2 separate regions of the Homo sapiens genome follow, and region 1 is linked to region 2. The links are chromatin contacts, found by Hi-C or POLR2A ChIA-PET in ENCODE. All regions are on one chromosome and are shown on one strand. Each heading gives the region's core, a stretch centred on a gene start or an enhancer-like site at or near the end of the contact. The rest is flanking DNA. Distances are from core to core; before and after follow the strand shown. Region 1 overlaps SLC44A1 (solute carrier family 44 member 1). Region 2 holds the start of NIPSNAP3B (nipsnap homolog 3B).

Region 1 (5,173 bases), core at 1,393-3,892, 550 kb before region 2:
CTTGCTTATTTAATTTGAGGTAAACTATTTCTATTTCTCCATAATACTGGTAGCTGCTATTACTAGAAACTCCATCAGCCTCCTTTCATGCCATCAAACCTATAACAAAATCTATTTTTGACAAAGGTGGCAAAGTAATTCAATGGGGAAGATAGTCTTTTCAATAAATGCTTCTGGAATAACTGTATTTTTGTATGGGAGAAAAAAGATAAACCTTGACCTTTTCTTCACACCATAATCAAAAATTAAATCAAAATGAATCATATATATCAACATAAGCGCTAACTAAAAAACTTTCAGTAGAAAGCACAAAAAAAAATCATTGTGAATTTGGGGTAAGGCAGTAATTTCCCAGATAGTACACAAAAAACATGAGCCATTAATAAAAACAAACAAATTCAACTTTATCAAAATGTAAAACTTTTGCTCATCAAAAGATGTCACTAAGAAAACAAAAAGCAAACCAAAGATTAGAAAAAATAATTGCAAAACACTTACCTAACAAAGGTCTTGTATACAGATTTAGTGCTCATAACTCATTAAGACTAACCAGTTTGTTTTAAAATATGCAAGATATGAATACTTCACAAAAGAAAACAGATGGATGGTCAACCAGCACTTAAAAAGATGGTCAACATCATCGGTCATTAGAAACATGCAAATTAAAACCACAGTGAGATACCACTACAGATTCACTAGAATGGCTAAGAATAAAAAGAACAGAGACATGCATGGTGACATGCATGGGACTGTACCTATAGTCCCAGCTATATGGGAGCCTCAGGGTCACTTAAGGCCAGGAATTCGAGGCTGTAGCGTGCTATAATCATGCCAATAAATAGCCATGGCACTCCAAACTGTGCAACATAGTGAGATCCTATCTCTAAAAAAAATAAAATAAAATAAAATGTAACAAATAACAAAAAGTCTCATAATACAAAATGTTAGGAGGAAGTGAAGCAAATATAACCCTCCTACTATTGTAGTGGGAATGCAAAATAGTGCAGCAACCACTTTGGGAAACAGCTTGATAATTTCTTATAAAGTTAAACATCCTCACCACATGACTCTGCAATCTCAATGCTATATATCTAACTCTTCAAGAGTAATGAAATATATTAAATTACATACACAAATTGTTAAAGCAGTATTACTCACAATAGTAAAAAAAAAAAAAAAAAAAAAGTTAAATATTGAAATAACCCAAATGGCAAAAAACCTAGTGAACAGATAAACTGTGTTATAGCCACACAATGGAATATTTCTCAGTAATTTAAAAGGAACTAACCACTGATGTATTTAACAACATGCATGAATCTCAGTAGCATTATTATATGTTTTAAAAGGTAGACACAAAATACTACATAATATATAATTATTTGTATATGACATTCTAGAAAAAACAAAACTATACTACGAAAAGCAGATCAGTGGTTGTCTAGGGACAAGAATGGGGGCAAGGACTGACTACAAAGGGGCACAAGGTAATTTTCTAAGAGCAAAAGAAGTATGGATTGTGATGGAGGATGCATGACTGCATATAGTTACCAAATTCAAACTACACTTGAATGAGTAAATTTTACTATATGTAAGTTATAACTCAACAAAACTATAACAATGAAATATTTTTAAATTTCTTCCTGAAAATCGACTTTACAAAATCCAATTTAATTTAATGAGCCCCAGTGTGTAGTAAGAATTTAACCTTACTCAGAAAGAGATCTGGACTTTGCCCTTCACTTCTGGGAGTTAATTTCTAAGCCTTATAGGAGTGTCTTTGTTTACTTGGTGCTCTTGGGTCACAGAAGTCTAACAATGTGTTTTAGGGTTGGGGTAGACCACTCCACATACTATTTAGGGTGGGCGTCGACCACCCTAGAAAGACCAACAATGTTGTTTAGATTAAGAGTTTGGGATCACATGGTATCAAATTGACCAGAGGAGCTGGAGACTGGAGCCTGAGTCAGCCATATAATGGAGTCCCAACAAAAATTATGAACACTGAGGCTTAGGTGAGCTTCTTTGGTTAGCCATACTCTGTGTATTGTCACACACTGACACTGAGAAAGTACTGTGCTCGGACTCCGTGTACTCCACTCTCCCCAAGGGAGACAACAATGGAAGCTCTGCCCCATGCACTCCTTTTGTTGGCTGATTTTACTCTATATCCTTTCCTAAAAATAAACCATAACCATGAGTACAGTAGCGTTCAGTGAGTTCTGCAAGTCTTCCTGGCAAATAATTTGCCAGGAAATAGGTGGTTTTATGGACCCCTGATCTTGCAATTGGGGTCAGATATAAGGGTGGTTGTGTGTGGACTGTGTGCCCTCTAACTTCTTAGATGCCCTCAACTCTGACACCCAGGTAAACACAAGTGGGTGGCAAACCCACTTGATTGCCATCAAACTCATAGTTGAAGCAGTTAATAATTACCTGAAGTATATTACAAAGGTCATTGTCTATCAGCTCATGAACAATGACTAAAGCTTGTAAAAATCTTCACAGGTGTCAGGTAACCTAGAACCAACTCAAGTAGTGAGACTTCAGATTGAGCATTTGTACCAGCTGTTTAACTTAGACATGGCAAACATATACACCTAGTCAAACAACACGGAGAAAAACCAATCATCCCTTCCTTGCCGCCTAGCTGCATACATGTCATCTAATTCTGTTAAACAGGTTTTCACTTCCCTATTTAGAATTGGCAAAACATTTTGACTTTGAACTCCCGCATTTTCTAAGGTACGTAGCTGGATCTCCTCTTTCAAATTGCTCGCAGTATTTTCCACAGCAAGTATTATCCTAAAGGCAGAAATGCACTAGCAATACAGATGTTACCTTTGTAAAGAGTTTAAAAATTTAGGCTTAAGAGTAGTATGGTCACAAAATATGACAAAAAAATCTCCATAAATTTACCTTCTGAAAATTTAGTTAGCGTCTTTACAACTTCTAATATTTTCCATGAGAGGGAATGAAAGTTTAGGAAAAAAACTGTATAGGCCGGGTGTAGTGGCTCACGCCTATAATCCCAGCACTTTGGGAGGCTGAGGTGGGGGGAACATTGAGGTCAGGAGTTCAAGACTGGCCTGGCCAACATGGTGAAACTCCATCTCTACTAAAAATACAAAAATTAGCTGGGTGTGGTGGCAGGTGCTTGTGATCCCAGCTACTTGGGAGGCTAAGGCAGGAGAATCTATTGAACTCGGGAGGCGGAGGTTGCAGTGAGCTGAGATCTTGCCCATTGCACTCCAGCCTGGGTGACAGGGCGAGACTCCATCTCAAAAAACAAACAAACAAAAAAACCTGTATAAATAATACAATAAGTTTTCATTTAGAACGTCACAGATGTTACTATTTCCAAATGCTTGTAAATTTGGGAGGAAATAAGTTCTCAAATACAAGTTTATGTGAGGTATCTATCTAGGCTGCTCTTTTCCACTTTATGCTAAAGTGGGAGTGACAGTAGGTTAGAGTTAGAATCAGAGAGTACTGACAGGAGACAGAGAGAGGAGTGCTTTCCCTCAAAGCAAAGCCAAATTCATCAAAGGCTTAGAGCATCTCCATTTGTTTAAACGTATCCCTAAGTGTGGGAAGAAGTAGGTGATCTACTGGGCTGCTCTGAGGAATACCTTGACAACAGGTAGGGAGAATACTCTGTAAAACTTAAGAATTAGTCCAATGGACAAATGTATACCTCTCTTCTTCTGAGCTTCTACAACTCCACAAGATAGAGTCAGGAGTACAAGATAGAGTCAGGAGCACCTTCCTGTGTGTGCCAGTCTTCTCTGGGCTTTAGGATGGCCAACAAGAATTCCAACCTGTAGACTCAACCACACTATTCCTCAGACAGTGAGAACCAAGCTTGGTATTCTAATCAGAATTCCATCTTCACTAGAAGATGGGCTCCTGGAGCCACCTCTCAGTCCCCAAACCCTCATAACCATCTAGTCACCTCTTCGTCCAATCACCATTATGTGTACCATCCTTCCACAGCCGACTTTACTTGACTTTACCCTGATAAAATGCAAGCCCTGCCTTGAACCCCCAAAATATGACAAAAAATATTTTCAAAGACATCTCCATAAACTTACCTTCTGAAAATTTAGTTAGCATCTTTATACCTAAATGAGGCTCCAAAACTCTGCCTAAAATTACCCTGTCCCTGAAACCCTGTCACTGGCTGAGAGTCTTCAACTCATATGTACAACCTGCAACCAAGATGCTGCCCTAAGGGGAGGTCAGAGAGATTCAAGACTGAGAATCTGACCCAATTTTGCTGGAGGATGGGAGTCATGAGCCATAGAATATATGCTATAGAATATATGTTACCTCCAGAAGCTGAAACTGACTCTCAGTTTATAGCCAGCAAGGAGATAGGAACTCAGTCCTACAGCCATGTGAAACTGAATTCTGTCAATAGCCTCAATGAGCTTGGAAGAGGATTCATTCCCTAGAACCTCAAGAAAAAAATCACAGCCCTGTCAACACTTTGATTTCAGCCTTCAAAACCCACAGCAACCAGCTAAGCCATGCTGTGCACAGACTTCTGATTTACAGAACTTCGTTGTTAAAAGCAATGAATTTGCTTCAGTTTCCGATTTACAGAACTTCATTGTTTAAAGCTTCTTACTTTATGGTAATTTGTTACAGCAACATTAGGAAAGTAATACAATGGTGGTTCCAGTACTATCACCAAATTGCCTTCTTTTCCTCTCCCCACCAGCCTGCTGTTAGGAACTCAGGAAAGTGGAGTCACTCAGCTTTCAATAGACAACACTTTTACATGACATTTCATCACTGAACTGTCATAATTTCTCTATGTATTTTGTCTTCCCCACTAGAATGCAAGGTCTTCAAGCACAGGGACTACAGATGTCTTTTTATCCTTTTTTTCCATTACCCAAGTAATGTATATATCGATTATAGAAAACTTAGGAAAAAAGAGATAAGTATAAAATTAAAACCATCCATAATTCAACAGCTAATCACACTGTTGACATTTTCATGTCATTCTATACTTTTCTATGTACATGTATATTTTTACATTTATAAATAAAATCATGCTGTACATACTGGTTTGCAATTCATTTTTCCCTTAATAATGTTATGCATATATTGCATGCTATGGACATACTTCTACAGCATCATTTTTACTGACTCCACAGTATCTAAG
Region 2 (5,122 bases), core at 2,500-4,999:
CAACTATAGTATATTTACTTTTAGGGCCTCCTAAGACTAATAGTAAATGAATTATATGATTTATGCTGAGGATAAGGAATAACACCTATCTTACAAGTGAATTGTAAAGACTTTACGAGCAGTTTAATGGGACACAATTAAACTTGTGGCTCACCTAACGCACATAAGTGGATTATATATGTGGTTTATCTAAAGCATATAAATGAATTATAAACACTTTATTAGCAGTTTTTTCAATGGGACATGTTTCAACTTGTGGTTTATCTAAAGCATAAATTATGTTTTAATAGGGTCTGTTTTATTATAACAGGGAAAAACTAAAGAGTTACGTCAAGCATAGAATGAACACTTTTCATATTAAATTACTTTATGACTATTAACTTTGGACACTGATCACTAAACAGTAAATGAAATTATTAAAAGTTCTTTAGGTATCCTCAAGTCCTGATGTGGACTGTTAAGAACAGACATGGAAGTAACAAACATTCTGGGGATTCTTGTTACTTGTTCTCTTTCCTCTACTAAACCAGGGGTAGGTCAGCTTCAATATGGGAAGGACTGTCTCTCATTCCTTTTCCTTACCTCCCTAGGGTAGTATGAAAGAATTCCTTGAAACTCTGGGGTACAGAAATGAAAAAAGAAGTGGTCTCTAAACATAACAGAATTATTAAATCTCAGAGTTGGGTGACGCTTAAAAGTTAACTATCATCCTTTAAAAACCTCCATTTTTATAAAGCTCCCAAATGGGTGAATTATTTCTGCAAAAATGCTGATATCCAGCCCTAGCTGTAACAATAATAAGAAAAAAAAAATTATCTTATCCTAATGACACTCCTTTACCCAAGAACTGCAATTAGGAGTCTCATAAATTTACAAAGCTTTCTCCCTTATTTAGCCAGTATTCCATCTTCGTCAATACCATATACATTAGTTACACATTTAAAACATTTTTATTAAATATACATGTCTTTTGGCAGGCCCAACGGTGATCTTAACCCACTTGAACATTTACAATTACTGCTTTAAATTTTTCATGAGCTATCTTTATAGCAAACGATTCTAACATTTTTCTGAGGATTAAAGTCTAATTCACAATTTTATGGTTTGATATATGAGACTGCATGTTTTCTCATTTATGATAACATAAGAGTTCAAGCAAGGGGTGGTTAGAGGTGTACCACTGGGAAGAAGATCTGCTAAATTTATTTTTTTGGTATTGCTTTTAAAAAGTCTTACTTAACCTGTATGTATCTATGGTAATATAGATCCAAGAACTAAGTCTTATGTTACATTTAACAGAATGAAAATCTATACTGAATACTAAAACTGGATGACTCTTTACCATACTTCCAAATATGAAACACTTTATTCGTTCTGCCTCCAAATTCTACACTCCAGAATCCAACCAATTCAGAGTAAGAGGTCCGAAGATGAATGTTTTTCTTAAGATTTTCCATGAACGCATTCATATTTGAAGGTTTAAGGTAATAAGTACGAAATTCATAGAACGTTCCATCGTATTGTCTAGGGCCCGTAGCAAAAGATGAACACACCTGAAGGAGGTAAGACAAATGTAAATATCTTGGGAAGGTACAATTACAGATTTGGTTACAACCAAATCTGAGTCTGGTACAAGGAACACACATAGACTCATTATCCATTGTTTACTTTTGTTGTCAATTCTCCATATACACTTGTTTACATAGAGATGTCAATAAAGATAACTACTCTTAATTCTGATGAATATATAGCAACTGTTTCCTAGCAGGGGTCTACCTCTAGCCATTTTTTCACGAGAATTTGCTCACAAGAAGGCTGTGGGATCATAATGATACTCCTTTACCGAAGAACTACATTTAAGACTTAGTCTCTTTAATTTACAAAGGGTTTTCCCCTGTTTAGCCAATATTCCATCTTACTCAATACCATATGTATTAGTTCCACACATTGAAAAAAATTTATTAAGTACACATGCCTTTTGGCAGGCCCAAAAATACGTTTACTAACAAAAAACTCTTGTTTTTAAAAGGTTCCTAAAAAAACAGGAAGGGCTATTCAGGTCAAAGTATTTCCTGAATCTACTGATGAAGACTACCGGTCAAAAACAGGACTGGAATGTAACTAATATAAAAGGAAGCTATAACTTATCCAATTGCATTGTACTATGGGTGTATACTGCATAAAGGCTGAAAAGGAAAAAAACTCAACAAATGAGAATTGTCTCCATCATTGTTTCTAATTACAGATGCAATATCAAGAAGTATGTACATTTAGTGCACTCAATTATACCAAGTTTATGGAACTATCCTTTAAGAACCACCCTTTGTAATAGTCATATGCCCAATGGGTAAATTTTCTGTCCTAATCTGGCCCTCTGAGCCTGAGTGAGCTTAATGTTCAGTAGCAAATGCCCTGTCAGAAATTATCCAGTCTGTCTGTATGTACGTACATGCAAATATTTATGTAAACACACGTGTATACACAGACCACTCCCGTGGCATTCTAGTTTACAAATCCATTCATTTAGGCATGGTTAGCATGTGACAATTTCCTGAGGCTCACTACCCAGAATAATCTATCGCAACAGTTTCAGTAGGCATCTTTCACTGACATATTTTTGGTTACAACATGCAAATGTCTATGTAGTTTGTGTGCATAACGTCTTAATTATAATTGTCTATCTTGAGTTCATTCATCTCCAGTATGAGTTATGCCCTTATTGCCCAAGTGTCTTAGTTTTCTTAGAAAACCCTTCTTCATACCAAAAAATACCTGCAACTATCCTTTCTTTTGATGGCCATTCTTTTTGGGTCAGTTTAATCAAATTCTGAAAATAAAAAACTGCTTAGTATCTACAGTTTAAAAATATTATTATCTCGGAAAATGGGCCAATGAGGTATTTCTAATAACTGCTTTTAAAGTTGATTTTCGGAGATTTGTATCTGGAGATGTTATCCTAAAAAAACGCAACAGCTGGCGCCACGGGGGTGTCCCGGGAGTTGTGGCATTTAGGCTAGAAACAGCTGGCATCAGGCTGGGCACAGTGGCTCATGCCTGCAATCCAGCACTTTGGGAGGCCAAGGTGGGCGGATCACGAGGTCAGGAGTTCGAGACCAGCCTGACCAACATGGTGAAACCCCCGACTCTACTAAATAGTAAACACAAAAAAAATTAGCCGGGCGTGGTGGCTGGCGCCTGTAATTCCACCTACTCCGGAGGATGAGGCAGGAGAATCGCTTGAACCCGGGAGGCGGAGGTTGCACTGAGCCGAGACTACGCCACTGCACTCCAGCCTGGGCGACAGAGCGAGACTCCGTCTCAAAAACAAAAACAAAAATCACAAAAACACTGGCATCCAGTTAGAAAACCCCTCTGACAGCGACTGCCAGCGAGACGACCCCGGCCTGTAGCCTCCTCCTTGCGCGCCAGACGGCTCCAGAGACCGCGTTAGAACTTCGGCGGCGGCGCGGGGCCCCAGGTCTGGGAGCGCCTGAGCGTGGCTCGCACGCTTCAGAAATACCCCCCGCCCCTCCCCTCCCCTCCGGCCAGGGCTCGGGCGCGCCCCCGCGGCCAGTACCTGAGGCGCGAGCGTCCGTGAGGCAAGCGCCTTGGTCAGGCCGCTTCTGAGAACGAGCATGGCGCGGCTTCGGCACTGAGAAAAGCAGCCAGCCGAGTCCTTTGTGAGACTTCTCTGAAGTCTTCCCGAGTGGAAAAAAGCGGCTCCTGGACCACTGGCGAACTCAGGCAGGGGCGGGACTCGGCGGGGTCAGCTCCACCCCGGCGCGGGAGGCGCGACAGGTCCCGCAGTTGGCGTCTTTCTCTTCGGCGCTGAGCCTCGGTCCCCCTTGGTTTCCTGAAACGTTCTTGCCCCAGACGTTAGAGGTGACAGAATTAGCTGAAGGCTGGGATCGTTCCTGCCCCACCTTTCTGGGCCCTGACCTCATTCGCTCCGATGCGCAGTTGTGTAGATTCGTAAATGTGCGGCGGTTGTGCTTGTGTTGCCCCTGGAGAAGGAAGGGGAGGTGTTCAGCGTGTGCATGTGCAGTGCTTTGCATTTAAAGTCGAGATGTTGACAGGGTTAACTTGTTTCTTTGTTTGAGACGTAGTCTTGCTCTGTCGCCCAGGCTGGAGTGCACTGGCGCGATGTCGCCTCACTGCAAGCTCCGCCTCCCGGGTTCACGCCATTCTCCTGCTTCAGCCTCCCCAGTAGCTGGGACTACAGGCGCCCGCCACCACGCCCCGCTAATTTTTGTATTTTTTAGTAGAGACGGAGTTTCACCATATTGGCCAGGCTGGGACAGGGTTAACTTTTACAGGTTGTGATAGACGTGTATTTGTAGACCAGTGAGCCTTCGCTTTTCTGCATTATCTGTCCCCATTGCCACCCCACTGTGATCTTGGAAGGCTCCTAATAAAGATTTAATTTTCCATGAGCTCAGTGGAATAGCAGCACCGAGCCTGATAGGAAAAAGTCGAAGTTAAACATAGATAGTTTGAAACTAGATCGTTCTGTAAGCCTTAAGAGCAAAACAGCCGACCTCTGGTCTAGTCCTCCCAGTCCCAGAGTACTGGTCCCCAGACTAACCACCTTCAACATTTTAAGCTGTTCTTCTAATACCTGTTTCCGTATGTTTTTTATTTTTTTGAGACAGAGTCTTGCTCTGTCGCTCAGGCTGGGGTGCAGTGGCATGATCTTGGCTCACTGCAACCTCCGCCTCCCGGTTTCAAGAGATTCTCCTGCCTCAGCCTCCTGAGTAGCTGGAATTACAGGCGCACGCCACGACACCTGGCTAATTTTTCTATTTTTAGTAGAGACGGCGTTTCACCATGTTGGGCAGGCTGGTCTTGAACTCCTGACCTCAGGTGATCCTCTCGGCTCAGCCTCCCTAAGTGCTGGGATTACAGGCACGAGCCACTGCGCCTGGCCCGTATTTTTAAATAATAGTCATTTTCTGCTATTTCTTGCATTTTCAGTTATGGAGAGTATGTGTTGCCTTCCTTCTGTGGCAGATGAGGATTTAGGTCTCACAGAAGCCACTCCCCCGGGGGCTTATCATTTGTGTTGAGAACATTCAATATCCTCCTAGCAATTTGAAACTATATATTATTAACTATAGTTATC

Evidence for each region. A loop is a pair of places that touch in the nucleus more often than their neighbours do. ChIA-PET counts read pairs that join two places held with the same protein, here RNA polymerase II (POLR2A). Pooled maps may share reads with other maps.
Region 1: a map with no recorded cell type shows a loop between it and region 2 (4-fold over the local background). The contact joins the enhancer-like site here to the promoter of NIPSNAP3B in region 2. A Hi-C loop is called at or near these places in 2 of 37 single-sample maps with no recorded cell type and 2 of 50 pooled maps. POLR2A ChIA-PET finds 5 or more read pairs at or near these places in 2 of 52 experiments (GM10248 and activated B cell).

Annotation. Positions count from the first base shown.
Region 1 is chr9:105,316,305-105,321,477 of GRCh38, reverse strand. All of the region lies in intron 3 of SLC44A1 (solute carrier family 44 member 1), which reads right to left. Among named protein-coding and RNA genes, the nearest start is that of SLC44A1, 74 kb to the right of the region's middle. Within about 2 kb of position 2,642, at least 4 of the 41 ENCODE cell types and tissues checked have a DNase peak (open chromatin) inside an H3K27ac peak, as active enhancers do.
Region 2 is chr9:104,762,756-104,767,877 of GRCh38, reverse strand. It overlaps NIPSNAP3B (nipsnap homolog 3B), which reads right to left and starts at 3,749. Exons shown (of 6, transcript NM_018376.4): 1 at 3,578-3,749; 2 at 1,343-1,553. The coding sequence starts at 3,637. RefSeq lists silencers at 3,434-3,623, 3,821-4,020.